3 separate regions of the Homo sapiens genome follow, and regions 2 and 3 are each linked to region 1. A link is a contact called in ENCODE Hi-C or POLR2A ChIA-PET data. All regions are on one chromosome and are shown on one strand. The core of a region is the stretch at or near the end of the contact, and the rest is flanking DNA. Distances in the headings are between cores, read along the strand shown.

Evidence for each region. Hi-C counts contacts between places; a loop is a spot of excess contacts on that map. ChIA-PET counts read pairs that join two places held with the same protein, here RNA polymerase II (POLR2A). Pooled maps may share reads with other maps.
Region 2: a map with no recorded cell type shows a loop between it and region 1 (8-fold over the local background). The contact joins the promoter of KPNB1-DT here to the promoter of CALCOCO2 in region 1. A Hi-C loop is called at or near these places in 1 of 37 single-sample maps with no recorded cell type and 9 of 50 pooled maps. POLR2A ChIA-PET finds 5 or more read pairs at or near these places in 2 of 52 experiments (A673 and OCI-LY7).
Region 3: a loop to region 1 is called in a pooled map, with 4 times the contacts of the local background. The contact joins the promoter of PPP1R9B here to the promoter of CALCOCO2 in region 1. A Hi-C loop is called at or near these places in 6 of 50 pooled maps. POLR2A ChIA-PET finds 5 or more read pairs at or near these places in 2 of 52 experiments (CD4-positive, alpha-beta T cell and RWPE1).

Annotation. Positions count from the first base shown.
Region 1 is chr17:48,829,206-48,832,472 of GRCh38, forward strand. It overlaps CALCOCO2 (calcium binding and coiled-coil domain 2), which reads left to right and starts at 1,830. Exons shown (of 13, transcript NM_005831.5): 1 at 1,830-1,873. RefSeq lists an enhancer at 1,834-2,715 and a silencer at 2,086-2,245.
Region 2 is chr17:47,647,582-47,651,190 of GRCh38, forward strand. KPNB1-DT (KPNB1 divergent transcript) reads right to left here and starts at 1,847. Exons shown (of 4, transcript NR_171700.1): 1 at 1,815-1,847. KPNB1 (karyopherin subunit beta 1) reads left to right here and starts at 2,338. Exons shown (of 22, transcript NM_002265.6): 1 at 2,338-2,703; 2 at 2,805-2,863. The coding sequence starts at 2,664. RefSeq lists an enhancer at 493-1,338 and silencers at 1,739-2,008, 2,019-2,068, 2,079-2,258, 2,689-2,758, 2,869-3,008 and 1 more.
Region 3 is chr17:50,148,961-50,152,276 of GRCh38, forward strand. It overlaps PPP1R9B (protein phosphatase 1 regulatory subunit 9B), which reads right to left and starts at 1,717. Exons shown (of 10, transcript NM_032595.5): 1 at 183-1,717. The coding sequence starts at 1,553. The region is part of intron 1 of LOC124904025 (a long non-coding RNA gene); the gene reads left to right. RefSeq lists silencers at 99-218, 1,069-1,178, 1,828-1,917, 1,988-2,077 and an enhancer at 2,088-2,382.

The DNA.
Region 1 (3,267 bases), core at 580-3,079:
CGTCTTTACTGAAAATACAAAAATTAGCCGGGCGTGGTGGCGGGCGCCTGTAGTCCCAGCTACTCAGGAGGCTGAGGCAGGAGAATCATTTGAACCCGGGAGGTGGAGGTTGCAGTGAGCCCAGATCATGCCACTGCACTCCAGCCTAGGCGACAGGGCAAGACTCTGTCTCGACAAAAAAAAAAAAAAAAAAAGGAATGCTCATTCCCCTGCCTGAGATGGCACAGAAAAATTTCTTTCCACATTTAAACAGTGGAAGAAGGGGCACTTCCAAATTTAATCTTTCATAGACAGCATATACAGCATTTAACATCTTCTGGATGTTAAAGAAAAAAATATTCTGAAACTTGTTAAAATGGCAAGGAAGAATTTATTCAGGACCAAAGGGGAGATTATGCTGCACTCTGAATACAATAATGACAAGTGGGATTTATAGCCAACAAGCAGAGTGAGGGGTCACTGCATGGAAAATTACTAAAAGGAGATTCTTGTTAAACCAACTTAACAGGACTCTTGTTGAAGGCAGGCCAGGGTTATTAGATATTAAGGATGGGGGATTTTCTTTAAATTGACTTAGCAGAATTCTTTTCTTACTGAGTTTATTCTTTTTTTTTTTTTTTTTTTTTTTTTTTGAGACAGGGTCTCGCTCTGTCTCCCAGACTGGAGTGCAGTGGTGTGATCATGGCTTATGGCAGCCTCCACCTCCCAGGCTCAAGTGATCCTACCACCTCAGCCTCCTGAGTAGCTGGGACTACAGGGGCCCACCGCCACACCCGGCTAATTTTTTTATTTTTTGTGGAGACAGGGTCTCCCTATCTTGTCCAGGATGATCTGAAATTTCTGGGCTCAAGAGATCTCCCACCTCGGCCACCCAAAATGTTGGGATTACAGGCGTGAGCTACTGTGCCTGGCCATGAGTTTATTCTCTTTTTTCTTTTTGAGACGGAGTTCAAGGCCAGCCTGGCCAACATGGTGAAACCCCGTCTCTACTAAAAATACAAAAAAATGAGCCGGGCATGGTGGCGGGTGCCTGTAATCCCAGCTACTGGGGAGGCTGAGGCACGAGAATAGCTTGAACTCAGGAGGCAGAGGTTGCACTGAGCCGAGATCGCCCCGCTGCACACCAGCCTGGGCAACAGAGTGAGACCTTGTCTCAAAAAAAATAAAGACTCTTCGTGAAGTAGTGTTAAGTGGACCCAGGAGAAAAATGAAGATGACCTCTTAATGGCCCTTCAAATGTATAAAGCTTTCTCATTCAGGGAAGAAAGACATAAAGATGTAGCCCAGGCGCGATGACTCAGGTCTGTAATCCCAACACTTTGGGAGGCCGAGGCAGCTGGACCTCTTGAGCCCAGGAGTTCAAGACCAGCCTAGGCAACATGGCAAAACCCCATCTCTACTAAAAATACAAAAATTAGCCTGGCGTGGTGGCGGGCGCCGTATGGGCACCGTGGTTGTCCCAGCTACTCAGGAGGCTGAAGTGGGAGGATCACCTGAGCCCGGGAGGTCGGGGCTGCAGTAAGCCGTGTTCGCACCATGGCACTCTAGCCTGGACGACAGAAAAAGAAAAAAGAAATAAAGGTATAAAAGAAAAAAAAGAAAAGTAAACAGCTTCTTCCAGGGGATGAAGTAGGTTTATTTCGGTGAGATTGCTGCTCAGGACTTAGGAGAGCCATCAAAGGCAGAAGACCGCTCCTGGGGCCCGGTCACCTGAACACTACAAGTCCCAGCAAGCGCCGCGCGGGGGCGGGGCTTGCTGACCGTTGTGACGTGTGGGCGGGGCAGGCGGGACGGGCTCTCCCTTGGGTGCTTAGCCCCGCCCCCGTCCCACTCTGCCCTGTTGCTGTCGCGCCGCTGCTGGTTGCTGTCCCTGGTGAGTGCCTCAAGTGGAAAGGGGCAGTTAGGCCCTCGGGGTGCCCACATTCAGACTTGCAGTCCTGAGAAGGGGCCACGGGGGTAGAGGTGTGGCAAGTTTCGGTTCTCACCGCAGTTCACCCTCTGGGGTGATAGTGGGAGTGGTGTTCTGAAGGCCCTGGAGCCCCTCCCGCGGCCCGGGAGGGTTGCGGGGCAGTTTTGTCTTGCGGAGGGCAGCGCTGCAGTGCTGTGTGGCAGGGTGGGAGGCTCCTCGGGAAGAAGTGACACCCCTGGCGGCGGCGAGGGTCTTGAGGCGGCGGCTGCCGCCCCACGGGTCGTGGCGTCCCGTCCCCTCCCGCGGGCCCAGGCTGTGGTGGTTCCGTAATCCCTCGCCTGGATGTCATCGCCGTTGGCTTCGAGGCGGAGGTGGAGCCTTGTTGCGTCACCCTGAGCAAGTTACTTTCTTTTTGGGCCTCAGTGTCCCCCTTTACGAGTAGGTTTGATCCCTGAAGCGCCTTGCCTTTTGCATGCTGCAGCTGTCGGAGAAGACGTTCTAGGCAGGAGGAAAGACGGTGTCGTGACCTGCCTCTACAGTTAATCCATTGCCCCTCCACCACTGACCCAGCTTAGTTTGGGAGCTAATGTTCCCACTCGTATATTATTTCAACCCCACTGGACGTGTTAACTCTTTTCTATCACTTGGATTCTTGCTTCACATGCAAGCCAACAAGTGACCATGGTTGGAGCTGAGTAAAATATGGATAATATAACTTATTCTATTATTGGAAACACCATTGCAAGTAAAGGACTTTATGTGGTAGGTCTTTGTAGCTTGTGGAGAATACATGATTAAGGAATATCCAGATGGCTCAGTTTCCCAGGTATTTTCAAGGGACCTGGAAACTCTATCCTTTGGCAGACATGACAGCTGTGGAATGGAAAGGGCCTTGAAAAAGGTAGTCGATAATCCTGAGTTACCTGGCACTAACAGGTCATATTGTCTTTCGAGTCAGATAGTACATCTGTGGCTCTTTAAAAATTTAATTTGGCTGACTAGGCGCGGTGGCTCACGCCTGTAATCTCAGCACTTTGGGAGGCCCAGGCGGGCAGAATCACCTGAGGTCAGGAGTTCAAGACCAGCTTGGCAAACATAGCAAAACGCTGTCTTTACTAAAAATACAAAAATTAGTGGAGCGTGGTGGCGGGCGCCTGTAATCCCAGCTACTTGGGAGGCTGAGGCAGGAGAATCGCTTGGACCCAGACAGCGGAGGGTGCGGTGAGCCGAGATGGCGCCACTGCACTCCAGCCTGGGCAACAGAGTGAGACTCCGTCTCAAAAAACAAACAAACAAAAATTTAATTTGGCAGTATGTATTGATAGAATGTCATGTATCCTTAATTATTTTTAGATGAA
Region 2 (3,609 bases), core at 597-3,096, 1.2 Mb before region 1:
ACACACACAGGGCAGTTCTTCCACAGTTAATAGATGAAGCAAAAGGCTGGGGTTAGCTGCTAAGCCATGGGAAATCCACTAGTCACAGTATGGTGTGAGGAATGGTGTCCCTACATTTCTAGCTTCAAAACTGCAAAGATATCTCTAGCAGAGAAAGACCATTTCTTCCTCTTTTAACAAAGAGTTGGCCAATCTTTCCTAATTCTTTGTGAAACCTTTCAACAAAGTCAGACTTCCTCCTAGGTTTTCCCAGTGTGGCTACTGCAGGGCAATTACCTCACAAGCTCAAGTCATATGGTAAAAAGCTCTATGAACCAGCTACATCCAATTACCCCTACATCATTACTGTGAAAATGAAACAATTCAAGAAATTCTTTGTTACCATTTATTTTTTCTTTTTTTGAGAGTCTTAACTGTCGCCCAGGCTGAAGTGCAGTGGTGAAGTCTTGGCTCACTGCAACCTCTGCCTCCCGGGTTCAAGAGATTCTGTCTCAGCCTCCTGAGGAGCTGAGATTATAGGCGTGCGCCACCACGCTCGGCTAGGTTTTTTTTTTTTTTTTGTATTTTTAGTAGAGACAGGGTTTCACCATGTTGGCCAGACTGGTCTTGAACTCCTGACCTCAAGTGATCCGCCCGCCTCGGCCTCCCAAAGTGCTGGGATTACAGGCATGAGCCACCGCGCCCGGCCCTATTATTACACTTTTCCTTTATCATTTTAAAAATCTTCATTTTTTTTAAAAGAGACAGGATCTCGCTAAGTTGTCCAGGTTAGTCTTGAACCCCTGGGCTCAAGCGATCCTCCCAAAGTCCTGGGATTGCAGGCCTGAGCCACATACTGTATGCACATTTTTTTTCTTTTCTTTGAGATGGAGTCTCGCTCTGTCGCCAGGCTGGACTGCAGTGGCGCGATATCGGCTCACTGCAACCTCTGCGTCCAGGGTTCAAGCGATTCTCCTGCCTCAGCCTCAGGAATAGCTTGGACTTCAGGTACGCGCCACCACACCGGGCTAATTTTTTATATTTTAGTAGAGACGGGGTTTCACCATGTTGGCCAGGATGGTCTCGATCTCTTGACTCGTCATCCGCCCCCCTCGGCCTCCCAAAGTGCTGGGATTACAGGCGCGAGCCACAGCGCCCGGCCCACGTTTTCTTTATATGCATTTTGCTAAGAAAAGGCATTCATGAGTTTCTTCCGGGGTTGAGAACTGAAACAGGTTAAGAACCACAATCCTTTATTCCTGTACACACATTCTTTCTGGTTCGAGGTTGGGCCTTTACAGGGTACTTTTGGAGGGTGAAACATTTCCATCCTGTCAAGTACCTGGTAGCTATGGATGGGGGGTCTAAGAGGAGGAATCCCTTAGCTCACCCCTAAGCAAGTCAGATTTATCACAGCACAGGTCTCAAGCCCCATATAAGCAGGCTTAGGGGACTCCTTGGAGAGGAAGCTGCTTGTAGGGACAAGGGCCGTCAGGAGAGCTTGAGCTTATCAAGCCACTAACCAGCTGTGTGACCTTGGACAAGTTCCAGACCCTCTCTGGGCTCCTGAACCCATTCCTTACCAAGCCATTAACCAGCTGTGTGACCTTGGACAAGTTCCATACCCTCTCTGGGCTTCAGTTTCCACATCTACACATTGGCAGTGGAGCCACATGGCCTTACGGATCCCTCCCAGCCGAAAGCAGGGTACCAAGCCGACCTAGCCATTAAAGCAGCTTCCTGTGGGCGCGGCGCAGGACTTCAACAGTCCCCCCTCCCCCGCTCAGGCCCGCGAAAACCTCGCGCAACACGCCCCTCGGAGCGACGGCGCTTACCCAACCGCAGCCCCAGCGCTCGAACCCAGCTCCGCCTCTTCCCGGGGGCGTCCCATCGTGCCCCGCGCCGGGCTCCTAGGGTTGCCGGGCACCTCCCGCCTTCCCGCGCCCCGACCCCGAACTCCTCTCCTTAGTTCTCCCGGGCACCCTATCCTATCAACGCCTACTATCCCAGCCAATCGCGCAGGATCCGAGTCGTGCCTCCGGTCCACCCTCCTCCCAGCGCTCAGCCGGTCTGAGCTCAAGGCCTTTACCAAGCCCACCCAATCAACGGCGGGCTCTCTCCTACCCCATCCCAATCTCCCTCCCCTCGGCCAATCCGCGCGCTCCATTCCGCTGCCCGCCCAGCCAACCCGGGCCTTGAAACCAGCAGGCGAATGGGCGCGAGACGGCCCTTCGACGCTGAGCGCCTGGCCAGTTAGGGATTCCGCGTGGCCAGGACAACGGCCAATCGTCGTGGAGCGCGGCGCCTCCGCGGAGAGGTCCGGTCCGAATATCCCTCCGCCTTCCTCCCTCCCTCGCTCCCTCCCTGCGCGCCGCCTCTCACTCACAGCCTCCCTTCCTTCTTTCTCCCTCCGCCTCCCGAGCACCAGCGCGCTCTGAGCTGCCCCCAGGGTCCCTCCCCCGCCGCCAGCAGCCCATTTGGAGGGAGGAAGTAAGGGAAGAGGAGAGGAAGGGGAGCCGGACCGACTACCCAGACAGAGCCGGTGAATGGGTTTGTGGTGACCCCCGCCCCCCACCCCACCCTCCCTTCCCACCCGACCCCCAACCCCCATCCCCAGTTCGAGCCGCCGCCCGAAAGGCCGGGCCGTCGTCTTAGGAGGAGTCGCCGCCGCCGCCACCTCCGCCATGGAGCTGATCACCATTCTCGAGAAGACCGTGTCTCCCGGTAGGACGCAGGAGCCGGGGGTAGGGCTGAGGTGATTGGGGTGGGGGAGGGGAGGCCCGGCCCCTCTGACCCCGCTCCGTCTCCCACTTTCCTCCCCCTAGATCGGCTGGAGCTGGAAGCGGCGCAGAAGTTCCTGGAGCGTGCGGCCGTGGAGAACCTGGTGCGTGCTACCCCGCCGCGCCCATCCCGCCGCGTCCCCATCCCCTGCGTGCGGGGCCTTCCCGCCCTCCCGGAGGCCCAGGCCTCGGGAACCTACCCCGCCCCATCCCGTCCCCCTCCCCCCTCCCCCTCCCCCCCCAACCCGGTCCAACCTAACCCCGCCATCGGGAAGCCGGTGGGTGTGTCCCGCCCCGGGCCTCGCGACTGGCCAATGGCTTGGCGCGCCGAGCTGCCTGCCGCCCAATCGTTGCGCGGCCTGAGGGCGGCGGTGCAGCGGGAGGGAGAAAGAGGGAGGGAAGGGAAGTTAGGTTGCGCGGCGCTGCGTGTTCAGCAGGGGTGGGGGCGGGGGAGTCGGGCCTAGGGGCCATGTGGAAGCTCCGGGCCCGGCCGCCCGCCCTGTCTGACCCCGGCCGGCTTCTCCTTCCTATCCCGTGGCCCCTGTGGCTCTCCCCACCTATTTCCTAGAGCTCTGCCCTTTCCTAGCTACCTTGGTCTGTACTCATGGCCAGGCCTGGCACCCGACTGCCTCTTAACCCATTTCCACTGATATTTTTCCCTCTTTGCTCGGTTATTCCTCTCTTGGGGTTTTTTCTTTTTCTTTCTTTCTTTTTTTTTTTTCTTCTGACCTGGATGAATAGAGACCTAATCACTAGGGATCTGCACCCAGAAAACAGACTGAGGCTCATCTTTGAGATGGGGCCTGTTTGCTGATGAAATCACAGGGGAAAGTTCCTCGTTTTTCATATT
Region 3 (3,316 bases), core at 467-2,966, 1.3 Mb after region 1:
TCCCTCTCTGACAAACAGCTGGAACTCCCCCACGCCCCCCTGAGGGTGGGAACTTCTGGGAAGGGGGCTGGGTGGCAGGGGCTGACTCAGCCTGCCAAACCCGGCTGGCTGGCTGGCGAGCGGGGGCGGCCGCGTGCACGTGGCAGGGGCGGCGCGGGGGCAGGGCGGGGGGGCTCACTTACTTGGATGGGCGCCGTGCTGAAATGGATCTTCCGGCTCGGGGCTGGGTCCTCCTCCTCCGACAGCCCCGGGATCTCCACGCACCCCGACTCGGGCTCGTAGGGGGGCTCCCCATCCTCCTCGTCGTCTTCGTCGTCCTCCTCCAGGGCACTGCCCGCAGAGTCCTCCCCGAGCCCACTGTAGGCGCTCACGTCCACCAAGTCCGCCTCCGAGAAGTCCTCCTTCTTGGATTCATCTACCTCCTCAGGGGCCACGTCCGGGGCCCGGCCATTGCCCACCCCCCTCTCTGGCGGCGCTACCGCCGCCGCCTCCTTCTCCGGGGCCGCTTGGGCCTTTGGCTCCTCGGGCGCGGGGCTGGCTGCAGTTGCCACGGTGCTGCCATTCTCCAGGGCCGCGTGGACCGTAACCTCGGCCTGGATCACCTCCCCGGGCGCCGACTCGGCCTCCGACTCCCCGCTCTCCTCCACCTCCACCGGCTTAATCTTGCGCACCTCCCGGGGCTTGGGGGGCGGCCGGGCAGGGGCCACTCGGTGCTGCGGGGGCTGCTGCCCTGCGGGGCATCGCTCTTTCTCGGCCGGGGCATCCCCCGACGGGGCGGGCGGCGGCGGCGGCGGGGGCTGGAACACCCGGGACCGCTTGCTGACCAGCTTCGAGTTGACCTGGGGAACCCCTGCGGCCCTGGGGAGCCCGGGCCCGCGGTGGAGGCCGGTCCTCGAGTCGGCCTTCTCGAAGACGGCGCTGAGCTGGCTGACCGTGGGGGACACGGCGTCAGCGTCCAGCTTGTCCAGCGCCTCGGTGCTGCCGTTGAAGCGCACCACGACGTCCAGCTTCCGGTCCTGCAGGCCGGCGCGCTCCTGCCTCAGCAGCCGCCGCGCCGCGGCCTCCTTGTCGCCGCCTGCGGCCGCTGGGGCGCTCCGTTCGAACAGCTTCCGCGTCTCCTGCAGCCGGGACGGCGGGTGCGGCGGCGGCGCAGGCTGCGCGGAGGGCGCGGGCTTGGAGTCGAAGCGGCTCACGCGCTCCGACACGCTGGTGCCCAGCTTCAGCAGGGCGCTGTGGTCCACGTTCTCGTTCAGGCTGCTGGCCCGCGGCAGCGACAGGCGCACGCCGCGCTCGGACGCCCGTGGGGCCTCGGCCAGGCCCGCGCCGCCGCCCGCCTCGCCCGAGGGCCCCGCCGTCGTGCCCATCTGCAGGAACATACTTTTGATGCGGTGGACGTTGGAGCCATATTTCTTGTGGTGGGCCCCCTTGGGTGCCTCGTCGGGCCCGGGCGCGTCGGGCGGCTTCAGCGCCTGGATGCCCGCCTCGTAGGCGCTGCGGTGCGGGGAGGCGCTCCGGAGGGGACCCCCGGGCCCCCGTGGCTCCGTCTTCATCATGGTGGGGGGAGCCGGGTTCGCATGCCCCTGCTCCCCGCTCCCCCGCTTCAACAGGCGGCTGGCCAAGTCGGGACCACCGCCCCCTCCCCCCGATAAAAGAAACCCCGAAGGCCTTTTTTAGGGTCCCCCCAAAACCAAGCTGCCAAAAACAGTTAATCCCGCTTTAAAAAAAAAAATGAAAAAAAAAAAATCTCCAAGCGCCCTGTGTGTGGGTCGCCTCCCCCAATCAAGCTGCCGAAGACAGCCAGCCCCGCTTCAAAAGCCCGAGCGGCCTGGTACGGTCGCCCCCACCCAAATTAGCAAAGCGGCGTCTGGGGCCGGTGGGAGCGCGCGCCCTGCCCGCGAAGCAGCCGCGGTGTCGCCGGCTCACATCGTCCGAGACGGTGTCAGCGGGGCTGGCAGCCCGGGCGTCCCCCAGTCCGGCCGGAGGCCTCGGCTCTCGGGGGGCCCGGCACCCCAACGCCCATGGCTGCTCCGCCGGCCCGGGCCGCTCCGCCGCCGCGCCTCCCTCCCTCCCTCCCTCCCCCCCGTGCCCCGAGCCTCGGTCTTTCTCTGGCTTTGCCCGAGCGGCGGCTGCCGGAGACCGAGCGGCTGCCCTTCTCGCAGCCGCCGCTGGGGGACTGGCACCTCTGGGTCCTAAAGGGATCGGATTTCCGGGGCCGGAGCCTGTGAGCCCTCCCCTTCCCCTCCACCCGAACGGATCCCCTCCCCTCCCCAGCCCTCGCGGAGAGCCTTCCGCTGCCCCCGGACGTTGGCCAGCACTCTTCAACCTGCTTCCATCACAACTTCTGACTGCGGTCACAACCCACAGAACCGCACCTCCATGAAATATTGGGGGGAGGCAGTACATCCACGATGGTCTCAGTGTGAGGGGAGGGGGTTTGTAGGGAGGGGCAGAGGTTCATTCTTCAGTGTCCTCGGAGCTAGCTCTTCGGTGTGCTTCAAGCCTTTAGCATCAGAATCGCTGGGCACTTGGTAAAAATGCAGATTTCTGGGATCTCTCTCGAACCTTGTGAAGGAGAATCTCCGAGGCTGAACCCAGGAATCTGCATTTTAACACTTCACTACAGGCAATCTTTGGCCCCCTTGGAGGTGTGAAACCTTGGTCCAGCGCTGGTGACCTTTCGATGGTGGGGGAGGGGTGGTGAAGAAAGGAGGTGAACCCCGTCATCCAAGTAGCAGGGGATCACCAAAACTGCCGAAGTCTGGAAAGGATGTCCTGTCGCCTGTCTGCTGTGCACCCGTCTTCAGGCCCCTACCCTGGCACTCCTGCCTCTCAAACCGGAAGGAAGGGTTTGGGAGCAGGAATTCGAGAGGCCTGGGGCCAAAGTTTCGCCAGTGAGAGCTCTAACTTGGGTCTCTGATTTAAAGGATCCTGGCCACTGTGTTCCGGTTGGGGTGGGGGGGTGGGGAGGGTGACAGTGACTTACACATCCCCTGTCCTGGCAACCCAGAAAGCTGTTTGATGCCCTCTGCACCCCCCGCATACACAGCTAGGGTGCTGGCGCTGCCTGGGCCCTGGGTGTGAGAGTCCGCCCTCTGGACAGGTCCAGGTGAGCTGGTTCATTCCACACATCCCAGAAACTGGTGAACACAATGGGCCCTAGGACCCAGAGAACAACTCAGGCACAAAGCCTCCCCCCACTCCCAGCTGCTTCCTGCATCTCAGGCCTTTCTGCGGCCTCTGCCTCCTCCCCCGCCCTCTTCCCCTCCATCCTCTTCCTCCTTTTCCTAATCTCCCACTCTCTCCCCCCTGGCCTGGA